Regions from separate parts of the Homo sapiens genome. Here regions 1 and 3 are each linked to region 2. The links are chromatin loops, found by intact Hi-C in ENCODE. Cell type or tissue: heart right ventricle. All regions are shown on one strand. Each heading gives the region's core, and the rest is flanking DNA. Links, peaks and the distances in the headings are about the cores only. Region 1 overlaps ARID1B (AT-rich interaction domain 1B). Region 2 overlaps ARID1B (AT-rich interaction domain 1B). Region 3 overlaps ARID1B (AT-rich interaction domain 1B).

Evidence for each region. Hi-C counts contacts between places; a loop is a spot of excess contacts. Peaks named below come from ENCODE experiments on the same cell type or tissue, not always from the same donor. Only the 100,000 strongest peaks of a DNase experiment are listed, where the experiment ranks them.
Region 1: it touches region 2 in a loop (2.3-fold over the local background); 12 of 110 quality-filtered maps call a loop at or near these places.
Region 3: a loop joins it to region 2, with 2.4 times the contacts of the local background. A loop is called at or near these places in 11 of 110 quality-filtered maps.

The regions. Positions count from the first base shown.
Region 1 is chr6:157,156,860-157,161,572 of GRCh38, reverse strand. The region is part of intron 8 of ARID1B (AT-rich interaction domain 1B); the gene reads right to left. Among named protein-coding and RNA genes, the nearest start is that of TMEM242, 160 kb to the left of the region's middle. In heart right ventricle, for the core only: a CTCF peak has its summit at 2,482 (motif pointing right); no DNase peak of the experiment used is centred there.
Region 2 is chr6:157,032,121-157,036,833 of GRCh38, reverse strand. The region is part of intron 4 of ARID1B (AT-rich interaction domain 1B); the gene reads right to left. Among named protein-coding and RNA genes, the nearest start is that of MIR4466, 250 kb to the right of the region's middle. In heart right ventricle, for the core only: CTCF peaks have their summits at 1,993 and 2,195; no DNase peak of the experiment used is centred there; H3K4me3 peaks cover 874 bases; H3K27ac peaks cover 1,156 bases.
Region 3 is chr6:157,136,772-157,141,484 of GRCh38, reverse strand. All of the region lies in intron 7 of ARID1B (AT-rich interaction domain 1B), which reads right to left. Among named protein-coding and RNA genes, the nearest start is that of TMEM242, 180 kb to the left of the region's middle. In heart right ventricle, for the core only: a CTCF peak has its summit at 1,979 (motif pointing left); no DNase peak of the experiment used is centred there.

The DNA.
Region 1 (4,713 bases), core at 1,176-3,675, 120 kb before region 2:
TTCAACCCGAATTACATGGTGACTCTTCCAAAGCAGTACTGAGAAGGAGAGACTCAGTCGAGGTTATTTTAAATTTAATATTTTAAGAGGGAAAACTACTATGTGCCCCCCCGCCAAAATATATATATATATATATATATACACACACACAATCAAAACAGAAAATAAGACCGTCAAGCCCTGGTCAATTTTTGGTGTGGCTAATCCACCAGCGTGCCTGCAACAACAGCTGCATTAGCAATTCTGGTGGCAAAATAATGTAATTTCAACAAGCCAGTGGCTCTGGCTAGGAATCAATCCTGTGGCGGTAAAGTGGCATTTGTCTCATTAGACAAAAGACATAGAATAGAAGTGCCTTTATTTAAAAATGTAGATTCGTGTAAAAGTATATAACCATATGCTACTAAAAAAAATAGATTCTACCCCTTTTGCTCAGGGAGACATGCTATAAGTAATTACAATTAACCAGAAATACCTACTGCTTTGTTGACAGTTATAATCACTTGTCCAAGATGAGTATTTTAAGATAAGTATGGGAGAGGAATGAGCACAACAGCGGGCCAAGACTAAAAACAAACACAACCAAAGTCAAACAACCAGGGCAGCGAGTGCGAAGTTGCGACCACATGCGTGGCTTGGAGAGGTCTGTGTGTTATGTGAGCTCACAGGAAGGCGAGCACAGGAAAAGGTCCCAAGGAAGGGATGACGTCCCCTCCATCTCTCAGATCTGAGGGATCAATCCACTGGAATTAACCAGGTAAGGAGAAGAGAAAAGAGAAACAGCAAATTCAAGGGCCCTGGGGCATCCAGGAGGCCCTCTCCAGGAGAAAATGCGGTAGAGCAAAATAAGAAGCGAGAGTGGTGCGGGGCCAGGCTTATGGTTCTCTGGGTTTGGTCTTTATCCTAAGAGAAACAGGAAGACACTTGGGGTTTTTAAGCAGGAGCAATGGCATTAAAATATGTTTATTTTAAAGACATTGTTCTCTGGCCATGCTGGGAAGAACACATCGGAGGCAAGAAGAACGAATGTGGGGCTGACCGTTACGAGGCTGTTACCACAACCAAGGAAGAAATGATGGTGCCCTGGAACAGGTGGTGGAGCACAAGAGAGAGTTGAGCAATATCGTGGAGGTGAAACGGACAGGATTTGGTGATGAATTAGGTCCTCTGGGGAAAAGAAAAGTTGTGCCTAGCTGTCTCCTAGGTGTCCAGCTTGTGGGATGGGCAGATAATGGAGCAGTCACTGAAATAAAGAACATCAGGGGAAAGCGTGGGCTTAGTTTTGGACATGTGGACAGGGTTTGGCTTTGGACAGGCCTCTGAGCACCTAGCGTCACACAGGCAGGTGGACTCTCAGGTCAGGAAGCAGAGGTTTGGGGTCATCTTTCCTCCCTATGCAGGAACCCTCTATATAAGACTTTGTGAGTCTTGTCTAAGTCTTCCTCCACTGGCGAATGTGACCTGTTTTCGAGGCAGCCTGCTCACTCAAAGAAAGCTTCCATGTATTCAGTGCTAGCAGACAAGCTGGAGCAGCTACCAGTTATCTTCCAGCTCCCTGTTAATAACTCCCCAAAACCTTTGGTAGCTGATATGTTTACATTTTATTTTCTTCCTTTAAGAATGGGCAAAGAAGAATATTGTTTTGCGACAGCTTTATGAAAGAGAACTTCTAAGTAAAGGAACAGTAGTAACTTTGTCACCATACTCTCAAGAATAATATTTTCAGTGGCTATGCCTTAGCTCTTCAGAATAGAACTTCTCCCTGGCACGTCTTTGCCTGGTCCTTTAAAATGTGGCACTGCCCACAGGGCCTCTTGTTTTCAAAGCATTTCTCCTGATTGTCTCCACATTTCTCCAAAGAGCTGTATTTTTCACTCCTGCATCTTGGTGAAGCTCTTCTTGCTAAGCACTGAGGAATACTGCATATTCCAGTCTGGATTTCTTAAAAGCCTCTAACATCAGAAACGTTTTTCCCTTTTGTTCATACTTCACACAGACTTCTCAGAAGGTTCCGACCTGTTACCAGCTCTGCTCCTGGCACTCCCTGCTGAAATGGCACCTGTTGTGCAATTTCAAGATTCAGCTCTTCCTTTTTGCTTCAATGCAGGTAACCAGCTTTAGTTGTTCCTAAAGCAGCTCACTGATCTTCACCTTTTCTCTCAAAGCAACCAGGAGAACAAATAGAGCTCAGGGGTTCTGAGGCGAGAGGCCTCCTTGTCGGGGTGTGAAGAAAATGCAAACATGGTGTTGTCTGGTTGCTTGAATTTTAGCAACTGATAACTAAGGAAGTTCTCTTCATCCTCAAAGTTGATTTTGGTTTGTTAAGCCCATTGTTCTGCTACTACGGACTCTTTCCTGGCAACCATACAAAAATGAACCTCAATACTGTGAAGGTATTTAGTTCAGAGATTCTGATTTCAGCTTTTCCCTGCTGATCCCCAGCACATGGGCTGCCTCAAGCGCACAGTGTGGATTAGAGCCACAGGGGGGTAGCAGTGGGTCCTAAATCCTGTCTTTTCCCTGCAATGGATGACTCTCCAGAACTTTGGGGGTTTGGTATCATGTCGCATCCCACTGACCTCTGAGAAGATGTAAATGGCACAGTTTCCTGGTCTGGTGAAGCTAGATCCATACAGCATGAAAGAAACATTAGCTGCCATGGATGTCACCCACAGAGAGAAAGTGTCACCTCTATTGCATTCTACTTAAGGATCTTTACTTAAAAAGTTTATCTTGAGATCATAGTACCATTAAGAAAAGATCTCTGTTATTTCCAAGGAGGGCTATTACTTCTCAGTGCTAGGAATAGCCACATCCTTTATTCCAGGACATCCCTTCCAAGGTCACAAGGTATAAAGGGGAGTGAACTGCTAATCCCAAAGTGGCTTAGCTGCCGAGGAGCCACAGAAGCAGAGTGGAGGGAGCAGGTCTCTTAGAGGTCTGGAGCCACACAGCCTCAGACACAGAGAGCTTATCAGCCCAGCAATACTCAGAGTAGGTAACAATCCCTGATGGACGAACCTGAGTTTTAGCAGTGCGAGGGGGAAGCACACATCTATCTTACATGCGTTCTATCTAACTCTCATGCCTTAATGGGCTTGTCAGTGGGCTTAAGAAAATTAATCTGGGTCCTGAGTTCTCCATCCTATATCACTGTGTTGCAGCAATATTGTGTAGAAACCTCTAATAAAAAATGCACTTGTCCAGGAAACAGAAAAACAGTAATTTCTGATCTTTAAAAAATCCTCCTAAAAATTCTTGGAGATTTCCTGAGTTAACGGTGGCCTGGGCCACAAAGTGACTTAGTTTGGTAAAGCCAAACATTGTTCAGTTAGGGTTAAAATTTAGGCAAGGCTTGCAAGCTGAGCAAAGCTATAGTTCTTTATGTCCTCACCAGCCACTCTGTGCAGGACAGGATTCAGACAGGTTCTTACCTGGCAGGAATTTTAACAATCAAAAGTAATCCAGTATGAGTTCACTTTTAAAACAAGGGCCACAATCTTACAGGTTTCTGTCTGTGCATTTTTTGTTATTATTATTATTTTTTAAGAGACAGGGTCTTACTGTTTTACTCCAGGCCAGAGTGCACTGGCACGATCCTCGCTCACCACAACCTTGAACTTCTGGGCTCAAGTGATCCTCCCACCTCAGCCTCCTGAGTACCTGGAACTAGAGGTGTGCGCTACCATGCCTAGCTCACTGTTTTTCACTTTCTGTAAAGACTGGCTCACTACGTTGCCCAGGCTGCTTGTGAACTCCTGGCCTCAAGCAATTCTCCTACCTTGGCAGCCCAAAGTACTGGGATTACGGGCGTGAGCCACTGTGCCCGGCCTGTTTGGTTTTTTAAATCTATATAATGGCAGAAATGGAGTTCAAAATAAGAATGAAGACCAAGATTAAGAGGAATCTTAGCATCTTAGTGAGTTGCTTCTCATACTCCTTACTGCTACTAAGATGCCCTGTGACCCACGACACTTTCCAAACCCCAAGCTGCAATATACTAAGACATAGTCATAGCCTCTTCACCACTTACAAACTTCCTGCTGCCTTCAGCCCAAAACACTGTTGAGGTTATCAGATTTCAGGGCGGTGAAAAATTCACCACCTGCTGGTCATCAGCCTGACACCTGGCAGGTTGGCATCACTGGCCATTGCCACTCCTGTTGCACACACGTAATTCCAAAGATCCCTGCCTTTCGTAACTCAGAACCGTGGGGGTTGCTGGGCTGGGCTGCTAATGACGCCTAGTGATGGGTGCGCTTTAATGCTGGTTCTCGCTGTGACGATCCCAGGACATCTGGTGTAAGTGTGTATCTATGGGGGCGGGATGTTAACAGAGCCATGAAGCTGGAAGTGAAGACAGGTGGCATAGACAGTGGTGCGCGAGTCACGGTGAGCCATCTCCGAGTGAGCACAGCCACCAGCTGTGAGAGGGCCAGACCCAGACCCGGAGAGGGGAATATCCGAATGAAGAGGGCAGGCTAGGTGTGGTGGGGAACTGAGTATTTCAGGGGATGAGGAGGATACTGAGGTCTGAGAGGAAGCAAAAGGGCAGAAATCAAGACAAAGCATTTAGGAAGACACACTCTGCCATGATCAACAGATCTCCAGAGCCTGAGTCAGGGTCAGGTCGGCGCAGACTCGAGCTTCTGATGCCAGAGTGCTCCCAGTGCGAGCCCTGTGTGCTCCTCACGTGATGTCCCTCAGGAAGAC
Region 2 (4,713 bases), core at 1,131-3,630:
TGAAATCATAAGGAAAAACATAATTTAGGCACTATCAAAAACCTCTTTGAGTCTAGCCACAGAAACCAGACACAGGCATGGCCTAGAATTGAGAGTTCTGAGAAAACTGGCATTCCATTTATGTCAGTTGTCAAGAAAGAGAGATCTGTGAGTATCTTCAAGAGCTGGGCTGAAATCCCAGTCACCGTCTGGGTTTCAGTTCTATAAGACGGCGGGAGCTCCTATCAAATGAATCCATCTGCCATCATGTGGACGTAGTGGTTGAAGTTCCTCAAAAACAATCCAGGGAGTGAGTAGAATCATCCTTCTCACCTAAATCACAACATGTTGCATATGCCTTTTGGTCTTTTACTGACAGACAGTGAGGGGAAGCTGCCCTTTGTAGAGCAATCTCACTATGCATGTGTGCTACCAGTAGATTCTTGTCCTGCTCAGATCAGAGTGGGCAGCGCTGGATCTCTGGAATGTTGCAGAGCAAGAGTTCCTGAAAGCAATACTCTGGAAAAGGCAGGCAGTGTCTAAGCAACAAGTTGTGAAATGATGGCAAAACTTCAAGACTGCCTGTCAGTCTCATGCATAGAAGACAGAGCTCATTAACATGAATTTTAAAAAGCTGCGAGGAACAAAACGTGTATTGATAATTACTGTTTTTTAAACATAATTATTCAGTGTCGTGTGTAAAGCTTTTAACTTTGACTATTGCAAAGTACCAATACACGATGGAAAAGAACAAGGAAAGAAGGCAACAGAACACATCTGAGTATTTTTAAAGAGGAAGACGGGGTGGGTGGGCAATATCAGACTGTAACAGGCTTCACTGTCAGTTTTAAACCTTTTAAAACTAGGCATGTGTGGCAGGTGTTTAAGTAGAAGGCACATAGGCCTATCTAATGTATCCTGCTATAAAACAAAATTGTATTCTTCCCTTGTGGACAGAAAATATAGAAAGGAAGGCCATGACAATAAGACTTTCATCCAGTATGAAAGTTAAAAGGGTCAAAAGAAGAAACAAGGAAGCAAATTGTCTTCTCCAACTGCTTCACTGAAAGCCAGGCTCACTGACCACCCCCTGGCACTGGCAGAGCCTGGTGCGGAAAGCAAAAGAAAGATACTACCATTAGGGATGGAGATGAGCAGCCTCGTTTTCATAGAAAACCATATGTTGCTGATACCAAATATGATTTTAGGCTAAAGACTGAAATGTTGGATCAATTATAGTAGAAAAAATCATTGTAAGTTTCACTGACAGCATTTCTGTTTACATTTTAATTTCCAAGGCTGTTAGATTTAGAAACAAGGCCTTATTATAGACTTTTCATTTAAGAAAAGGAAAAAAGATTACATGTTTGAATTTCCCAAGCCCTGACTTTCACAATGCTAGGTTACTAACCTCAACTATTTTTTAAATTAAAACCTCTAATCAACATTGGAGACTTTAAAGGAAAAACGCGAACAGGAAATATGCTGAATCTTAAATACTGTGAACATCGTATGACATTTGCTTGTGAATTACACATATAGATCATATCTGCATACCTCACCCTTGATGTGCTATTTTTAACACAAATAGAATTATTTTTAAAATATATTACAGTTTAACTTTGCAAGAAAAAATCTTCAGTGAGTTCTGCATATTTTATCATATTATAAAAAGTCAATGTAACAAGAAAATTCAATAGCAAATAGAGCTCTATTTAAAGATAAGGCTTTAATATATTTGACAACTTGAGGTGAGAGCAAATCAAAGCTTTCGTGTGAAATTTAGAACTCTCCCTGTGGCTATTTCAGCAGACAGAGACAGTGACAGACCTTGTGGGTGGGAGGAGGGAGTCAGATCCCACCAGGGCACCCTTCACCCCAGATTCTATCTCCAGGAGGGCTGGGGGAATTGTTTTGAAACTCTTAATATACCTTTAAACGAATTTAATTACAGCAACTCTACAAAAGTATTTATGTTTTGTTCAAAAGCACTATTGTTTACATATATATGTACCCTAGTTCAAGTATCCTTTACATCCTCTATTTCTGTAAGATTTTAATATCAGCAACTACAGAAAATCAGCTGATTTTAAAAACATGAGGTTATCCTCAATTTAATACAAAGGGAATATCAATGTCACACAAGGTTTTCACGCTGAGTCTAAGAGCATTTTTACCTAAGTTGGAAGGAATCCCCCTCTAGTGGGAGCAAAGGAGTATTTCAACTTTCACACTTAATTTCCAGGTAGTAGTCATTAAACTTACCGGCCGAAATCAGCTAAGCTTTTTTGTTCCTTTTGTCATAAATTTGAACAACAATAACAGAAAAGTCAATAACTATATTTCATAAGACAAAACCACCCATCATTCTTATACATAAATTAGAAGTAGATCTGTGTTAATCCGATTAAAACAAGAATATACAACTGAAAAATTTGGGAAATTCTCAATGGAAAGACTGGATACTGTACTGGGAAGACACAGCATTGATGCTAAAATACTAATTCTTTGCCTATAATCTGCATTTATCTGCTCTAATCTCAAAAAGACCATCACTCATTCATAATAAATACTGTGCAGATATTTATTAAATGCAATGTTTTGTGCCTAATGTCATAAGAAAATGAGTTTAGCTTAGGTATAAATATCTAAGTGAAATGTATTTAAGTATCCATTATACAGTCAAAAATAAATTCTAATTCATAAATGAAAAGATAAGATTATTCATTGTGTTATTTTTCTTTTTAACTTTGATGTGGGGAGACTTAAAAATTAGCAGTAAGAAAAAAAAAGTCACAGGTTTAATCAAATGTAAAATTAGGACATAATAGCCAACGTTCTCCTCCTCCACACAGACACTGTAACAAATACAGAGACAAATTTGAATACTCTGATGAGACCCATGTTTCACTTCAATGGGAGAGAGAACTTTTCAAGGGTTCCTGAAGTACAGAGGTGTGAAGGGGCAGGTTTAGGATAACAAAGTAGAAACTTCCTAAAGGCAAAGACAAGGCCCTTTCCATTAACTCACACTTATTTCAAATGTTACAATCAACATTTTATAACACAAGTGCCTAAAAGGATTCCATTTGTAGAGAACCTCTAAGAGCTCTGTGAAAGTTCAGTCTGTAAAGTTCAGCAGCAGCTAAGCCATTTACAGTCCTCACTCTCCTAAAGCACAAAAACCTTCAATTGACATCTCTTTCCCAATTACCCTACGGCCCACCTCCACCAAAAATAACACAAATCACCTTAATTTCCAATCATTCCAGTAAGAAAATTGGGAAAACAAGAATTCCTGAATTTGGAAGTAAAACTGGCCGTACTTTCCTTTCTCTTTCACTTTCAACGTCCTTTTTATGTTCACAATGTAAAGCACTCATTGAAAACAGAGTATACTAATTCTAGCAGCATTATCGTCAAAATAAAGCAATGCCAAAACTATGCTGCAATTTATTTTTTTAAATAGTTCTAAAATCAGTATCACACTGTCACAAAAAGAGGAACTAAAGTGAGAAATAATGCTCATTTATAACAATGTATAATGAACGATACTCATAATTAAAGGAATACAAATAAAGTCATATTGTACTAAAGATTAAACCTTGTAATAATTACAACATATACACAGGTTTGGGTAATTATTCAAATCACAGCCTTGCACTGCTGATGAAAATATATACTGGAATAAAATACAATTGGCAGTATCAATCAAAATGCACATGTATATGATTACGCAAGTATTAACCCCAACAATTCCACTGATCCTAAAGTATAAAAATAAATATTTAAAACGATGTTTACTGGAGTTGTTTGTAACAGTGAAAAGTGAATATAACCAAATTTTCATTGCCAAGGGAGTTTACAGTAAATTACTGTATAGTCGAACATAGAAGACTATGCTTCTGTTACAAAGACAGAGGTAAATCTATGTGTGCAGACAAGAAAAGATTTCCAGGATACTCTATTAAGTAAAAAGAATGGAAAGGGTGTGCACAGTAAGCTACCATCAGTTTTTTTTAAAAAAGGTGGGGGTGAGTCATATACTTGATGTACTTAGAATATTTTTGGAAAGAAATGGAAGAAACACATCAATCTAAGAACTTTTCCCACCAACTACATGTGCTTCTTGTTCAATTAAAAGTAATTAGTTAACAAAATAAGTCAATAATAACATTACCCATTGTTCCATGTCAATTAATAATCATGGAAATGTGAATAAACATCTTATCTTTCAAGGTAGCAAAAATTAAAAATATAGTGGTCCAGGTTTATGTGTACACCTAGGTTTCTCAACATCTATGGTGGGCCTGTAGCTAAGAATGACCCGCCCAGAAAACAATCTTCCATTACATATCAATATCCTCAAACATACTCATGCCCATTTATCCAGCAATCAAGCCGCTAGAAAGAGCTATCTTCAAGTTATAATTTGTGATCTACCATTTATATATTAAGCATGTGTACCACATTATTTAAAATAACATATTAGAAAAAAACGTACAAATATGGGAGATGGTTAAAGTATGGTATATTCACATGATAGAGCATTAATAATCATGAAAAATTCAGGTTTTAAGAGATAGTTTGTAACACGGGAAAATGCTCATAACTGTGTTAATGTAAAGAAATTAAAAACAAAAAATTTGACATTTTAAATATTTGAATGTATCCATTTGTTTTCCCCAAGCTTCTAGAGTTTGTGCCATGCTGGAAAATGTCTTCCTCACTGCA
Region 3 (4,713 bases), core at 971-3,470, 100 kb before region 2:
AAATCCTATTTGTGGGAATAAATAGAGAGAATTTGTTTTCTGAACTATACATAAGGTACCATATTTCTCTTAGGTCAATATGCATTTTAAAATTCTTTAAAATGTAAAACTTACAATATTACACAAAGTGTGTAAAAGAAGGAGAAAGACCTATTATCTTACCTTACAGTGTCACTTCAATGTTTCACTTTTGGTAGTTTTTTTCCATTTATGTTACAACAATTATTGTCTTCCTTTTTAATTACAAAGTAATGCACGCTCAATGCAGAAAATATGGAAGCACAGAAACAGACAAAAATTATCCTTAGTCTCACTCCACAAGGATAATATACCAGGTACTGCTCTTAGGCATCGAATGGTCAACCCAATACTGGTCAAGCTTCAAGGCAGGAGGGGACGGAGTATCAGTGACTCTGGATTACTCTGCCTTAGCAAAATTCATTCATTTAAGAAAGAGTTATTAAGGGCCTCTTACATGCCAGGCTCTGTGCTAAATGCTGGGGATTCAGCAGTGAATGAAGACAAGAGCTTATGTCCTGGTGGCAGGAAACAGGCAAGTAAAGAAATCAAGAACATGTCATGAGGTGACGAGAGTGATGATGAGAAACACAGGAGGGAGGACTCTGCAGAGTGCTGAGGGGAAGGGAGCCATGTGGAAGGCCGCTGCCTCTCCCGGGGCAGAAGCGGATCCCGGACCAGGGCTAACGTCAGAGGCGGACCCCAAGGACACGTGGGTATGCTCAGAGGCCAGCATCTGACATCGAGGCAGCAAGTGAAGAAGAAAGGCCTCCCAGGAGGTGGGTCTCGCCATCTGGTTCTGGGCAGGTGACCTCTGGAAAGCTACGTGTTACTCCAAAGCTCAGTTTCTTCCTCTATAAAAAGGGTACAATAAAAGATTCTCTGTCTCATGTGGTTGCTGCAGGGAAAAAAATATAGTAACTATGGTTGGACAACTGACAATGAATAGATAAAATCAGCCAAGGAATAGGCAAAAAGTGTTCTTTTTATTTTTATCGAGACAAGGTCTCACTCTGTCGCCCAGGCTGGAGTGTAGTAGTGTGATCTCGGCTCACTGCAACCTCCGCCTCCCGGGTTCAAGTAATTCTCCTGCCTCAGCCTCCTGAGTAGCTGGGATTACAGGCGCGTGCCACCACATTAGGCTAATATTTGTATTTTTAATAGAGATGGGGTTTCACTGTGTTGCCCAGGCTGGTCTCAAACTCCTAGACTTAAGCAATCCACCCACCTCAGCCTCCCAAAGTGCTGGGATTACAGGCGTGAGCCACTGCACCTGGCCCAAAAAGTGTTCTAATAACTTTATAATTAGTGAAGAGAAACTATCTTTACATCATCATATTGCACTATATCCCTAGTTTTACTTTCATCACGCACAGATACGCAATTTATTCCTTAAATAGAATGTATAAAAGGTAAGCACTGACATTAAAAAATATATAAAAAGGCTGGGCACGGTGGCTCATACCTGTAATCCCAGCACTTTGGGAGGCTGAGGCGGGTGAATCACTTGAGGTCAGGAATTTGAGGCCAGCTTGGCCAACATGGTGAAAACCTGCCTCTACTAAAAATATGAAAAATTAGCTGGGTATGGTGGTGGGCGCCTGTAATCCTAGCTACCCCAGAGGCTGATGCAGGAAAATTGCTTGAACCCAGGAGGCAGAGGTTGCAGTGAGCTGAGATTGCACCACTGCACCCCAGCCTGGGCAACACAGCAAAACTCCATCTTCAAAAAAAAAAAATAATAATTATATATATAGCTCTCTCTATATATAGTTTAATATATATATATATAGCTATTAACCCAACCCAATAGTCAACTGCAGTGTGAACAGTCAAGTCTCTATGGTAAGAACCGAATGCGTCTAACCATCAGAAGCACACTCCAGAGGCTGTGTCTCCAGGCTCAGCTGCTGTGCACTGCATGCCCCACACAGACTGCAGGGGAAAGGCACCCCCTGCAGGCGGGCCAGGGAGGGTCCCGATCGGCTGCCGCTAACCACAGGTGGAGGGACCCTTCTCCAGGGTGCCTGGTGCAGCTCTGACAGATTTGTGAAATGTGTCAACAGGTAATTTCCTTTTAAACATTCGAATAAATGGAAGAGCGATGGACCTCGGGAAAAGGTACCTTGCTAAGAGGGCAAGTGAAGCTGCATGTCCACACCCTGCCTCTCTAGGTGCCACCCACCGCTGTCTTAATGAAGCCCACCTGACATGGTGCGTACGGTGGTGCGCTCGGTCACACGGTGAGGGCAGGAGGTGTGCCCCTCTTAAGTACTGCTGATGTTAATTACTGCAGTAAAACAATTAGCCTCACAAGAGTCAAAATTAAAGTTGCTTGATTTTTTTCTTTTTTCATTTTAAGTTGATTTGTACTGTATATTTTCCTTTTTCTCCCTAATTCCCAGGTTTTGTTAAGATCATGATGTGATGATCTTATCAAAATCATGATGATTATCAGTCTAAGAAAAATTCACGCTTACGTCTTATAACTTGAAGGCTAGATTCAGGCATCACAAGAAGACTTGATTACGTTCACCTATCCTTTGCTATGAAATAATCCAATTCAATTTTTGTTTTTTCTAATATTAGCAAAACAGATTTAGTATATTTCCTTAGTAAAACATAACAGTATAGAAGAAGGAATTAATCCTTTTGCTTTGCACTGTCGATTTAACCAAAAAACAAGGTTAAGATAAGAAGAAGCTGTGGCCTTATCAAGTGCATCAACCTGTTTGAAGAAAACAATAAAATGAGCACACTGAAGGGCGAGTGACCTGCACAGAATCTAGTCTTTGGAACGTCAGAGAAGAGGATCTTGTCAATCTGCATCACCATCCAGGGGAAGTCTTTTGACTGCACAGAATGAATCTATGTGGCAGACAGACCCCACATCTGCAGAAGAGCAGCTGCATTTAAGCCAATTCAATAATAAGACCAAGGTTCTCTCATGCCTGTAATCCTAGCACTTTGGGAGGCCGAGGTGGGTGGATCATGTGAGCCCAGGAGTTTGAAACTAGCTTGGGCAACATGCTGAAACCTTGTCTCTACAAAAAATACAAAAAAAATTAGCCCGGCGTGGGGTGCATGTCTGTGGTCCCAGCTACTAGAGAGGCTGAGGTGGGAGAATCCCTTTAGCCCAAGAGCTCGAGGTTGCAGTGAGTCAAGGTTGCATCACTGCACTCCAGCCTGGGTGACAGAGTGAGACTCTGTCTCAACAACCAACTAACCAACCAACCAACCAACCAACCAACCAACCAACCAACCAAAGATGGAGGTTCTGAACTTAGAAGAGTAGAGACTGAAATCCTGGGTCTCAGTGACTGCAGGGCCTACAAGGTACCCACAAGTAGCCAGGGGCCCCACAACTCTTGACATCTAGACCTTGCCCCTCTAGAACCACAATTTAAGAGTATTGCTGTGTAATTCAGTAGTTTGGAACTGTATTCATTTCAACTGAATATCATTTAAAGTTTGCCTTTGTTGAACTTATGAGACACATATAATGAATGAAGGGAAAAGGAAAATTTCTAGATGGCATCTAATTTATTTTAGTGAAAAAAAAAATCTTTAAACCCTTCTGAAAAACACCTTTACCAAAGTAATTTAGAAATAATTTACACCTACTTGTAAGTCCTCTGCTTTCTAAGACACACACAATAAAAATCAGGCATAAACCCAGGTGTCAGCACGACCCATATGGCTGTGTGTGGTGGCCCTTCCCAGACTCCCATAGGCTATTACAGAGTGAGTGAGGCCTGGGAGCAATCTAGACTCAGAACTACTGTTACTTGCCCAAGGTAACTCTACTTACTCACAGCAAAACTAAGGCCCGAGTGTTTATATTTTGTAACTAATAACAACATGCAAAAAGTATTTCTGGATAGTCAGTGTGATAGACATTCCTCTAGAGAACACAAAAAACAAACAAGATAGTTTTGTCCTTAAGAAATAAAAAGGCTATGGACATGAAATTGATTTTAGCTCTCTTTTTCCCATACAAACTCACTTATTAATAATTAACATGTTAATTACATAATCCTTTCTACTTATTAAAGCAAGTCCCCACAGTCCTCTTTCCTTGCAAACACTTTGCAAGGGTAGTTATTATTACATGTGCTTGCTTGAAGGTGGCAAAGTGCTATTTCATAAAATATACTGTAATTAAGTATTTTTACACATTTATATTGGCTTCATTTATTTAAAAATTCAGATTTTATAGTACTAATATACATTTCTAACATTCCCCCTTCTTCACATCATAGAAATTTTATTTTATTTTATTTTTTGCGACAGGGTCTCACTTTGCCACCCAGGCTGTAGAGCAGTGGTGTGATCAGAGCTCACTGCAGCCTCAACCTCCTGGGCTCAAGTGATCCTCTGATGTCAGCCTCCCGCGTGGCTGGGACTACATGTGTGTGCCATCACAACTGGCTAATTTTTTTATATCTTTTTGTAGAGATGGGGTTCTACCATGTTGCCCAGGCTGGTCTCAAACTCCTGGGCTCAAGCGATCGGCCTGCCTCAGCCTCTCAAAGTGCTGAGATTATGGGCATGAGCAACATTCTTAATCTCTTTAGTATTTTTGTTGTTGTTGTTGTTTTTTTAAAGACAGGGTCTCACTCTGTCACCCAGGCTGGAGTACAGTGGCATGATCTCGGCTCACTGCAGCCTCCACGTCCCGGGTTCAAGCGATTC